Regions from separate parts of the Homo sapiens genome. Here region 1 is linked to region 2. Evidence: chromatin contacts called from ENCODE Hi-C or POLR2A ChIA-PET data. All regions are on one chromosome and are shown on one strand. The core of a region is the stretch at or near the end of the contact, and the rest is flanking DNA. Distances in the headings are between cores, read along the strand shown. Region 1 overlaps GTF2H3 (general transcription factor IIH subunit 3). Region 2 holds the start of SNRNP35 (small nuclear ribonucleoprotein U11/U12 subunit 35).

Region 1 (4,378 bases), core at 1,492-3,991, 200 kb before region 2:
GAACCCAGGAGTTGGGGTTTCAGTGCACCGAGATCGTACCATTGCACTCCAGCCTGGGCAACAAGAGTGAAACTGTCTCAAAAAATTAAAAAATTAGCCAGGCATTGTAGTGCATGCCAGTGGTCCCAGATACTTGGGAGACTGAGTGGGAAGATCATTTGAGCTGGGGAGGATAAGGCTGCAGTGAGCCATGATCATGCCACTGCATTCCAGCCTGGGCAAGAGCAAGACTCTGTCTAAAAATAAAATAAAATAAAATAAAAATAAAACTCTTTTGAATTTGGTCCTCTTTTTCCAAACTTTTGCTATCTTCAGAGTTTTCCAAAGACACAAAACACTCAAGCTCTCCTGGTTGCTGACACTAAGGTTTCCTGTCCATGTTAATAGTTTTTCCCAACAATCATTCATCTATTCATTTCATAAACACAGCTTTCTCGCTTTAACACAGCAGTGCTTCCATTTACACTGAAAACCCTAGCTCCGATCCTAGGACCCTGAGGCTCCTCTGATAGTACAGTCCTGGTTCAGTTGGTCCGTTAGATTCATTTACACATTTAACAACTGTTTTAGAGCACTGTGCAGGGTTACAGCAGTAAACATCACAGTGTCCATCCTCATGAAGTTAAGGTTCTAGTGGAGAAGGCAGAGAGTAAATCAGGTAAGTAAATGCAAAAATAATGTTATAGGTTATGATCATTTCTATGAAGAAAAATAAAGTAGGCTAAGGGGAGAGGGAGTAACACTAACAATGGTGGTCAGGGAAGGCTTCTCTGAGGAGGTGGCACAGAAGTAGAGACGTGAAGGCAGGCAGGGAGTAGGCCATGCAAACACCTGCGGGAAGAGCTTGCGAGCAGAGAGAACAGAAAGTGCAGCGCCCCTCTGGCCGAAGCAGGCCTGTTTCAGGCAATAGCAAGGGGGCGGTGGGGCCGGACTGAAGAGGGAGAGTGTGGAAGATGCGGGGCAAAAGGTTCCCAGGAGCCTCAGCAAGCAGCATCTGGAAGGCCCTGGCAGGCCCTGACTCTGGGTTTTAGTCAACGTATGATGCTAGGCTATGGGAGGGTTTTAAGCAAGTGAGCAACAGGTTCTAATTTATATTAGGTTGGTGCAAAAGTAATTGCAGTGTTTACTGTTAAAAAAAAAAAAGGCAAAAACCACAATTACTTTTGCACCAATCTTGTATTTTGAAAGCTTCATTCTGACAGCTGTTCTGAGAACCAACTTTCACATTTTTTTTTCTTAAGAGGGAGACAGGGTTTCCCTGGAGTGCAGTGGCATGATCGTAGCTGACTGCAGCTTCGAACTCCTGGCTCAAGCAATCCTCCTGCCTCCACCTCCCGAACAGCTGAGACTACAGGCGTGCACCACCATGATAGGCTAATTTTTTTGTATTGTTTATAGAGATGGTGTCTCGCCATGTTGCCCAGGCTGGTCTTAAACTTCTGAGCTCAAGCCATCCACCCGCCTGAGCCTCCCAAGTGCTGAGATTATAGGCATGAGCCACTGAGCTCAGCCAGGATATATTTTAAAGGCAGAATCAACAGGATTTGCTCATGGTTATGAAAGGAGGGAAGAGAAGAGACAAGGAAGAGTCAGGTTTTTGCTTGAGTTGCTGAGTGAACTGCACTGCCACTTAGGGAGATGGGGCTACCAGTGGAGCAGGAAGAGGCTGAGAGGACAAACCAAGAGCTCTCTGCTTTTGACACATGACACTGAAGATGCCTGCCAGACGTCCAAGAGGAGGTACTACGTACACGGCTGATTCTGCAAGTCTGGAACTCAGGAGAGTCTGGGACTGGACTAGAAAAATGAATGTGAGGGCTGAGGAGGTAGAGCTGGTATGTGAATTCATGGCAGAGACAAGATCGTCTTGGAGTTAATAGACAATGTGTAGACTGAAATGTGTTGCTAAAAAATGAATTCAAACTTTTTGAATTTTTACTACTGAAATATAATATGTACAAGAGTCTGTATACATAATGTGTAAGTATGGTTTAAATAATAAAATGAACATCATATACCTACGATCAAGCTGAAGAAACAGTACAATCTCAGAGCCTTTGAAGCATGTAAATTTTCCCATTGGACCTCGCTCTCCCCATCCTTCATCCCCAGCAGTAACCTAAATTCAGGGTTTGTCATAGTTTTGTGCTTGTAACTGATCCTTTAGGAAACAACATTTGTGGCCAAAAAACATCTAACAAAAACTCAGTAATTTCTTCAGACTTACTTTAGGGTTTTGTTTCCCTTTCGGGTTAAAGTAAAATTCAGTTTTTGTCTTTTAGTGCTGCCCAACGGAAATATAACGCAAGCAATATGTAATTTAAAATTTTCCAGTAGCTCCATACGTAAGGGGGAAAGACATAGATAAAATTAGGCTGAATAACATATTTTATTTAACCCAATATACCCAAAGCTTTCATTTTAAATTGTAATCAATATAAAAATCACTAATTGTCATAACCACCGACACAAAGCATGGTTTTAAAACATACCTGTTGGAGGAGCCCTGAGTCGGAGTCTAAAACACAGGCATCAATCAAAATATTCTAAAAGAAACATTTTGAAAATATTACAGGAATAATAACAATAATGATTACCCTATACTGAGAACCTACTACATGCCATACTCTATGCTTAAAATAGCTCACTCAATATGCAACGTGACTCTGCACGGCAGATATTTGCATTTGGCAGCTGAAGCACCCAGGACATGGCTGGGCTGTGGTCACAGAGCCAGCGGGTGAGAAAGCTGTCACCCCACTCGGCATGTCTCCAAAGTCCAGGCTCTTTTCACTACATCATGCTGCCACTCCACAACAGAGAACATTATGCATGGCTATAGCAGCATTTTACATTAAAACTGAAATTTTAAGGAGGTTTTCTTTCTTCATAAACACACCAAAGAAGAAAATGTATTATACTTCATCTGAACATTTCAGCTCTTTGCAAAGTAAAAATACTGAATTTTTACAGCTTCGCCACAGCAACAAGATAAAGAAACTGATGCAAGGTTTATACAGCAAACTGTCAAACCAGGGATTCTTGGCATGGGGTCCAAGGATGGGCTAAAGGTTACCTGAATACCATGAAACTCTATGCAAAACTGTGGTTGAGTGCATATTGTTTTGGGAATGCATCAGATTCTCAAGTGGTCCAGGACCCAAAATAGAGAAAAGACTAGAACATAATACAGATTCTGGATTCCTTGCCCATTCATAAGCCTACGTAGTCAGAATACCTCAGAGTAGAGCATTCAAAAAATGAAATTGACTCCTTCGTTATGAAACAAATACTTTAAACGGCAGGCTCTCAGTTCACCTGTTTCTGTGCTGCAAAGATGACATTCATGAAGTTCATATACTGCAACGCACTGTCTTCTGCAGCCTTAATCACCTAAAAATCACAGTCATGTTAATTCCACCCAGGCACATGCCAGTCCTCTCACACCAATGTCACACAATATACTGCGAACCACAACCAACATTATTCCAGTTTGTCTTCCCATTTATCATTGTTAAATGATACCTAAAGTATAAAGATGACAGTAACATTTCCCCCGAAATCCCGCTCCACGTAACGGTTTGATGAACTCATTCTGGAGAGCACCTACATGGGCAGGTATATACATGCACACCCAAAACACAAACACACACATACACAAAATAAACACATACGCACATATACCCAAAATACACACACGCCCCCAAAATACACACACCTACCCACCCAAAATACACACATGCACCCCCAAAATACACACACACACCCAAAAATACACACACTCCAAAATACACACCCAAAATACACCCATACCCCAAATACACACACCCCAAATACACATACACCCAAAACACACACATATACAAAATACACACACGGACATACACCCAAAATACACAGGTAAGTACACCCAAAATACACACACACACAACCAAAATACACGTACCCCAAAAGTACACACACCACTAAATACACACACCCAACACACACACACAACCAAATACACAGCCCCAAAAAATACACATCCAAAACATACCCCCCAAAATACACCCCCCCAAAATATACACACCCCAAATACACACATAAAACAAACACAAACCCAAAATACACCCAAAACACACAAACACACCCCAAATACATACACACACCCAAAACACACACACATCCAAAATATACACACATACACACATCCAGAATACACACACATCCAAAATACACACACTCACACGTATCAAGATGATTACTTAGCATTCTGCAACCTGCTTTTTCAGTCCACAATATATGTGGGAAAAAATATTCTAATGTCAATGAATTATAATATATACTATGCTCCTTGCGGACTTCATAAATTTCCACTATTTAAGCAGTTTCCAGTTCT
Region 2 (4,811 bases), core at 861-3,360:
AAAGATAGGAAAAAGAAAACACACAAACCAGTATTCTGGGTGTCTGAGGCTGAGACCCACCCCTCCTCTCCTGAAGGAAAAGAACCCCTCCCCATTCAACGTTAAAAAGTCACAAGGGGCCCGGTGCAGTGGCTCACGCCAGCAATCCTAGCACTTGAGGAGGCCAAGATGAGCGGATCATTTGAAGTCAGGAGTCACAAGGATCTACCAAATAAAACTGATATTATTGTACACAGAGCTCCTGTTCAAAACTTTAAGACTTCTTCAAATTAAAATGGAGGAGAATTACAAACGGATAAGCATGGATTTTGTTCTCTCTCTCATCTGCATGCTTCTATAGATACTAACAGCTGGTTTCATTGTTTCTCATTAATCTTTCTAGGTGCACTTCCTCCCCGGCAGCATTAGGTTGAGATTTCCTACAACAATCTCTTTCGATTTTTACATTCTCTTTTTTTACTCGAGACAAAGTCTCACTCTGTCACCCAGGCTGGAGTGCAATGGCCAATCTCGGCTCACTGCAACCTCTGCCTCCCAGGTTCAAGTGATTCTCCTGCCTCAGCCTCCCGAGTAGCTGGGATTACAGACACACACCACCACGCCCAGCTAATTTTTGCATTTTTAGTACAGACAGGATTTCACCATGTTGGCCAAGCTGGTCTCAAACTCCTGATGTCAGATGACCCGCCTGCCTCAGCCTCCCAAAGTGCTGGGATTACAGGCGTGAACCACCGCGCCTGGGCCTCATTCTCATTTTACTCATCAACAGGGGATGAGAGCCGAAATGAATGGTGGGGGCCAGGGCGCGGTGGCTCATGCCTGTAATCCCAGCACTTTGGGAGGCCAAGGCGGGTGGATTATTTGAGGTCAGTAAATTTTGAGCTTCAGGATTCTTATTGTGAAATGTAGCTAAATGTCACTTCACTAGGTTTTTGTGAAGATTAGATCATATGGTGTCTATAAAAATGCATTACAATTATAAATTATTATACAAATTTAGAAAATTTTTGGCCAGGCACGCGCTGGCTCACGCCTGTAATACCAGCACTTTGAGAGGCCGAGGCTGGAGGATCGCTTGAGCCCAGAAATTCGAGACCAGCCTGGGCAACAAAGTGAGACCCCGTTTCAATCAATCAATCAATAATCAATTCTCCGGGCGTGGGGTCGCGCCTGTGGTCCCAGATACTTGAGAGGCTGAGGCGGGAGGACTGCTTGACCCGAAATGTCGACGCTGCAGTGAGCCGAGATCGCGCCACCGCTCTCCAGCCTGGGCGACTCCCTGTCTCTGGGGAAAAACAAAAAAATAAATGAAGCCTCTCCTTCCTGGGTCTTCGGGGTAAGACTCTGCCCCTCCTGGCCGGGCACGGTGGCTGACGGCTGTAATCCCAGCACTTTGGGAGGCCGAGGCGGGTGGATCACGAGGACAGGAGATCGAGACCATCCTGGCTAACATGGTGAAACCCCGTCTCCAGTAAAATACAAAAAATTAGCAGGGCGTGGTGGCGGGCGCCTGTAGTCTCAGCTACTCGGGAAGCTGAGGCAGTGGAATCGCTTGAACCCAGGAGGCGGAGGTTGCAGTGAACCGAGATCGCACCACTGCACTCCAGCCCGGGCGACAGAGCAAGACTGTCTCAAAAAGGAAAAAAAAAAAAAAAAGACTTTGCCCCTCCTGTGAAAAGCAAAACTGAAGGCGGAACCCACAGAGCCCTCCAGGGCATGCGCAGTGGGCCTCGGAGGCAAACACCTAAGTTTCTGTGGAAAAGCCTATCCTTCCCATCCAGCCTGCAGCCTGGCCGCCAACCCTCGAGGCCGCTCCCCCGCCCCTCTCCTTCTCTGGGGGCCGCAGGGAGTAAGGCGCCATCCTTCCAATCCAGCTCTCGTCCCCACTCCCCGCAACGCAACCCAGAATGTCGTCCCCTTTGCCAGGTTTCAACATGGCGCCCCACACAAGCGCGGGCACAGCGTCTGGGCCGCACTCCCTCTTCCTTCTCTCCGGCGTGGGGCCCGCTCCTTCCAAGCCGCTTCCACTCACCTCTGCAAAGCTTGGGCTCCCTTCCGACGGAGACAGGCGAGCAGCTGCAGGCGACAGCAGATTCTCCGCGCCGGCCTCGGCCTGACCTTTACATTGGTAGCAGCAGATTCGCCGCCGACGCTCGTTTCCTGTTTGTTTTACCTTTAAAATTTTACTCCCACGCAACGAGGGTGTTATCATCTCCGAAGACAATAAGCTAAAAAAAAATTTTTTTAAGAGAAAAATTGCTAATTCAACAACTAAGTTGAAAGAAAGACTATCGAATATGCAGTTACCTGGGACATTTTACTTTATTATTTATTTATTCTTATTTATTATTTTTTCTTGAGACGGAGACTCCCTCTGTCGCCCAGGCTGGAGTGCAGTGGTGCGAACTCGGCTCACTGCAACCTCCGCCTCCCGGGTTCAAGTGATTTTCCTGCCTCAGCCTCCCGCGTAGCTGGGATTACTGGCGCCCGCCACCACGCCCGGCTATTTTTTGTATTTTTAGTAGAGACAGGGTTTTGCCATGTTGGCCAGGCTGGTCTCGAACTTCTGACCTCAAGTGATCCGCCCGCCTCGGCCTCCCAAAGTGCTGGGATTACAGGCGTGAGCCATCGCGCCCGGCCCCAATTTCTTTATAAAAAAAAAAAAAAAAAAAAAGGCCAGGTGGCATGCCTCACGCCTGTAATCCCAGCACTTCGGGAGGCCGAGGCGGGCGGATCACCTGAGGTTCGGAGTTCGAGACCAGCCTGAGCAACATGGAGAAACCCCTTCTCTACTAAAAATACAAAATTAGCTGGACATGGTGTCATGTGCCTGTAATCCCAGCCACTCAGGAGGCTGAGGCAGGAGAATCACTTGAACCCGGGAGGCAGAGGTTTCGATGAACTGAGATGGTGCCATTGCACTCCAGCCTGAACAACAAGAGTGAAAGTCCGTCTCAAAAAAAAGAAAAATCTATAGCTTAAAATTTTATGTTTGAAAATATATGGTAGCCACTGTCAGTGGAGGCCATCTGCAGTTTCAGCTACTAGGGAGGCTGAGTCGTGAGGCTTGAGGCCAGGAGTTCAAGTTCAGCCTGTCAGCCTGGGCAACAGAGCAAGACCCCTATGTTGTTGTTTGTTTGTTTGTTTTTGTTTTGTTTTGTTTGAGACAGAGTTTCACTCTTGTTGCCCATATTGGAGTGCAATGGCACGATCTCGGCTGACCGCAACCTCCGCCTCCCAGGTTCAAGCAATTCTCCTGACAGCCTTCCGAGTAGCTGGGATTACAGGCATGTGCCACCATGCCCGGCTAATTTTGTATTTTTAGTAGAGATGGGGTTTCTCCATGTTGGTCAGGCTGGTCTTGAACTCCCGATCTCAAGTGATCTGCCTGCCTTGGCCTCCCAAAGTGCTGGGATTACAGGCGTGAGCCACCACACCTGGCTGACCCCTATGCTTTTAAACACACACACACACACACACACACACACACACACACACACACACACACACACGTGGTATGTACAGTACATGCAATGGAATACTATTTCTCCTTAAAAAGAAATGAAATTCTAATTGCTACAACATCATGAATGAACGTAGTTCATGGATGAACCATGCTAAGTGAAAGAAGCATAAGGACAAATACTGTATGGTTCCACTTATATGAGGGACCTAGGATAGTCAAATTCATGGTTGGAAAGTACAGCAGTGGTTATCAGGGGCTGCTGTGGGTGTTAGGAAGATGGCGAGGTATTGTTTAACAGATACAGAGGTTCAATTTGAGATGATGAAGAAGTTCTGGAAATAGATAGTACAGATGGTTTCACAACAATGTGAATCTACCTAATGTTATTTAATAGTTAAAACAGACTGGCCGGGCGAGGAGGCTAAGGCCTGTAATCCCAGCACACTGGGAGGCCAAGTTGGGAGGATCACGAGGTGAGGAGATCAAGACCAGCCTGGCCAACATAGTGAAACCGCATCTCTACTAAAAATACAAAAATTAGCTGGGTGTGCTGGCGGGCACCTGTAATCCCAGCTACTTGGGAGGCTGAGGCAGGAGAATAGCTTGAACCTGGGAGTCAGAGGTTGCAGTGAGCCGAGATTGCGCCATGGTACTCCAGCCTAGGCGACACAGCGAGACTGCATCTCAAAAAAAAAAAAAAAAAAAAAAAAAAGAACCAGGCACGTTGGCTTACGCCTATAATCTCAGCACTTTGGGAGACCAAGGAAGGCAGATTACTTGAGGCCAGAAGTTCAAGACCAGCCACGCCAACATGGTGAAACCCCATCTCTACTAAAAATACAAAAATTAGCCAGGTGTCATAGCGCGTGCCTGTAATCCCAGCTACTCAGGAAGCTGAGGCAGGAGAATCACTTGAACCCAGGAGGCGGAGGTTGCAGTGAGCCAAGATCACGCCACTGCACTCCAGCCTGGGCGACAGAGCAAACTCCGTCTCAAAAATAAATAAATAAATAAATGAAAGTACAGTGGAAAAGGTAAATTTTATGTTACACATACATTAAAATGTCTGTGTACCCTGGTAGCAATAAGCATAACCTAGCACCCGGATCTTGGTTTCTGATATCATTCTCCAATGAAAGTAACCAGTGCTCCTTGGAGAAATAGCTGACTCTAGAACTGGGACAAAAAAATACACAAGAAGCCTGGGTGCAGTGGCTCACACCTGTAATTCCAGCACTTTGGGAGGCTGAGGCGGGTGGATCACTTGAACTCAGGAGTTCAAGACCAGTCTGGGCAACATGGTGAAACCCCGTCTCTACAAAAAGTATAAAATTAGCCAGGCCTG

What was found. Hi-C counts contacts between places; a loop is a spot of excess contacts on that map. ChIA-PET counts read pairs that join two places held with the same protein, here RNA polymerase II (POLR2A). Pooled maps may share reads with other maps.
Region 1: a pooled map shows a loop between it and region 2 (2.4-fold over the local background). The contact joins the enhancer-like site here to the promoter of SNRNP35 in region 2. A Hi-C loop is called at or near these places in 1 of 50 pooled maps. POLR2A ChIA-PET finds 5 or more read pairs at or near these places in 6 of 52 experiments (CD4-positive, alpha-beta T cell, Caco-2, GM12878 and 2 more).

Annotation. Positions count from the first base shown.
Region 1 is chr12:123,653,939-123,658,316 of GRCh38, reverse strand. It overlaps GTF2H3 (general transcription factor IIH subunit 3), which reads right to left. Exons shown (of 13, transcript NM_001516.5): 8 at 3,319-3,393; 9 at 2,493-2,546. Among named protein-coding and RNA genes, the nearest start is that of TCTN2, 15 kb to the left of the region's middle. Within about 2 kb of position 2,741, at least 3 of the 41 ENCODE cell types and tissues checked have a DNase peak (open chromatin) inside an H3K27ac peak, as active enhancers do; they include GM12878 and OCI-LY7, where a contact is called at or near this core.
Region 2 is chr12:123,455,438-123,460,248 of GRCh38, reverse strand. It overlaps SNRNP35 (small nuclear ribonucleoprotein U11/U12 subunit 35), which reads right to left and starts at 2,110. Exons shown (of 2, transcript NM_022717.4): 1 at 2,033-2,110. RefSeq lists enhancers at 691-1,556, 1,803-1,882, 1,557-2,423.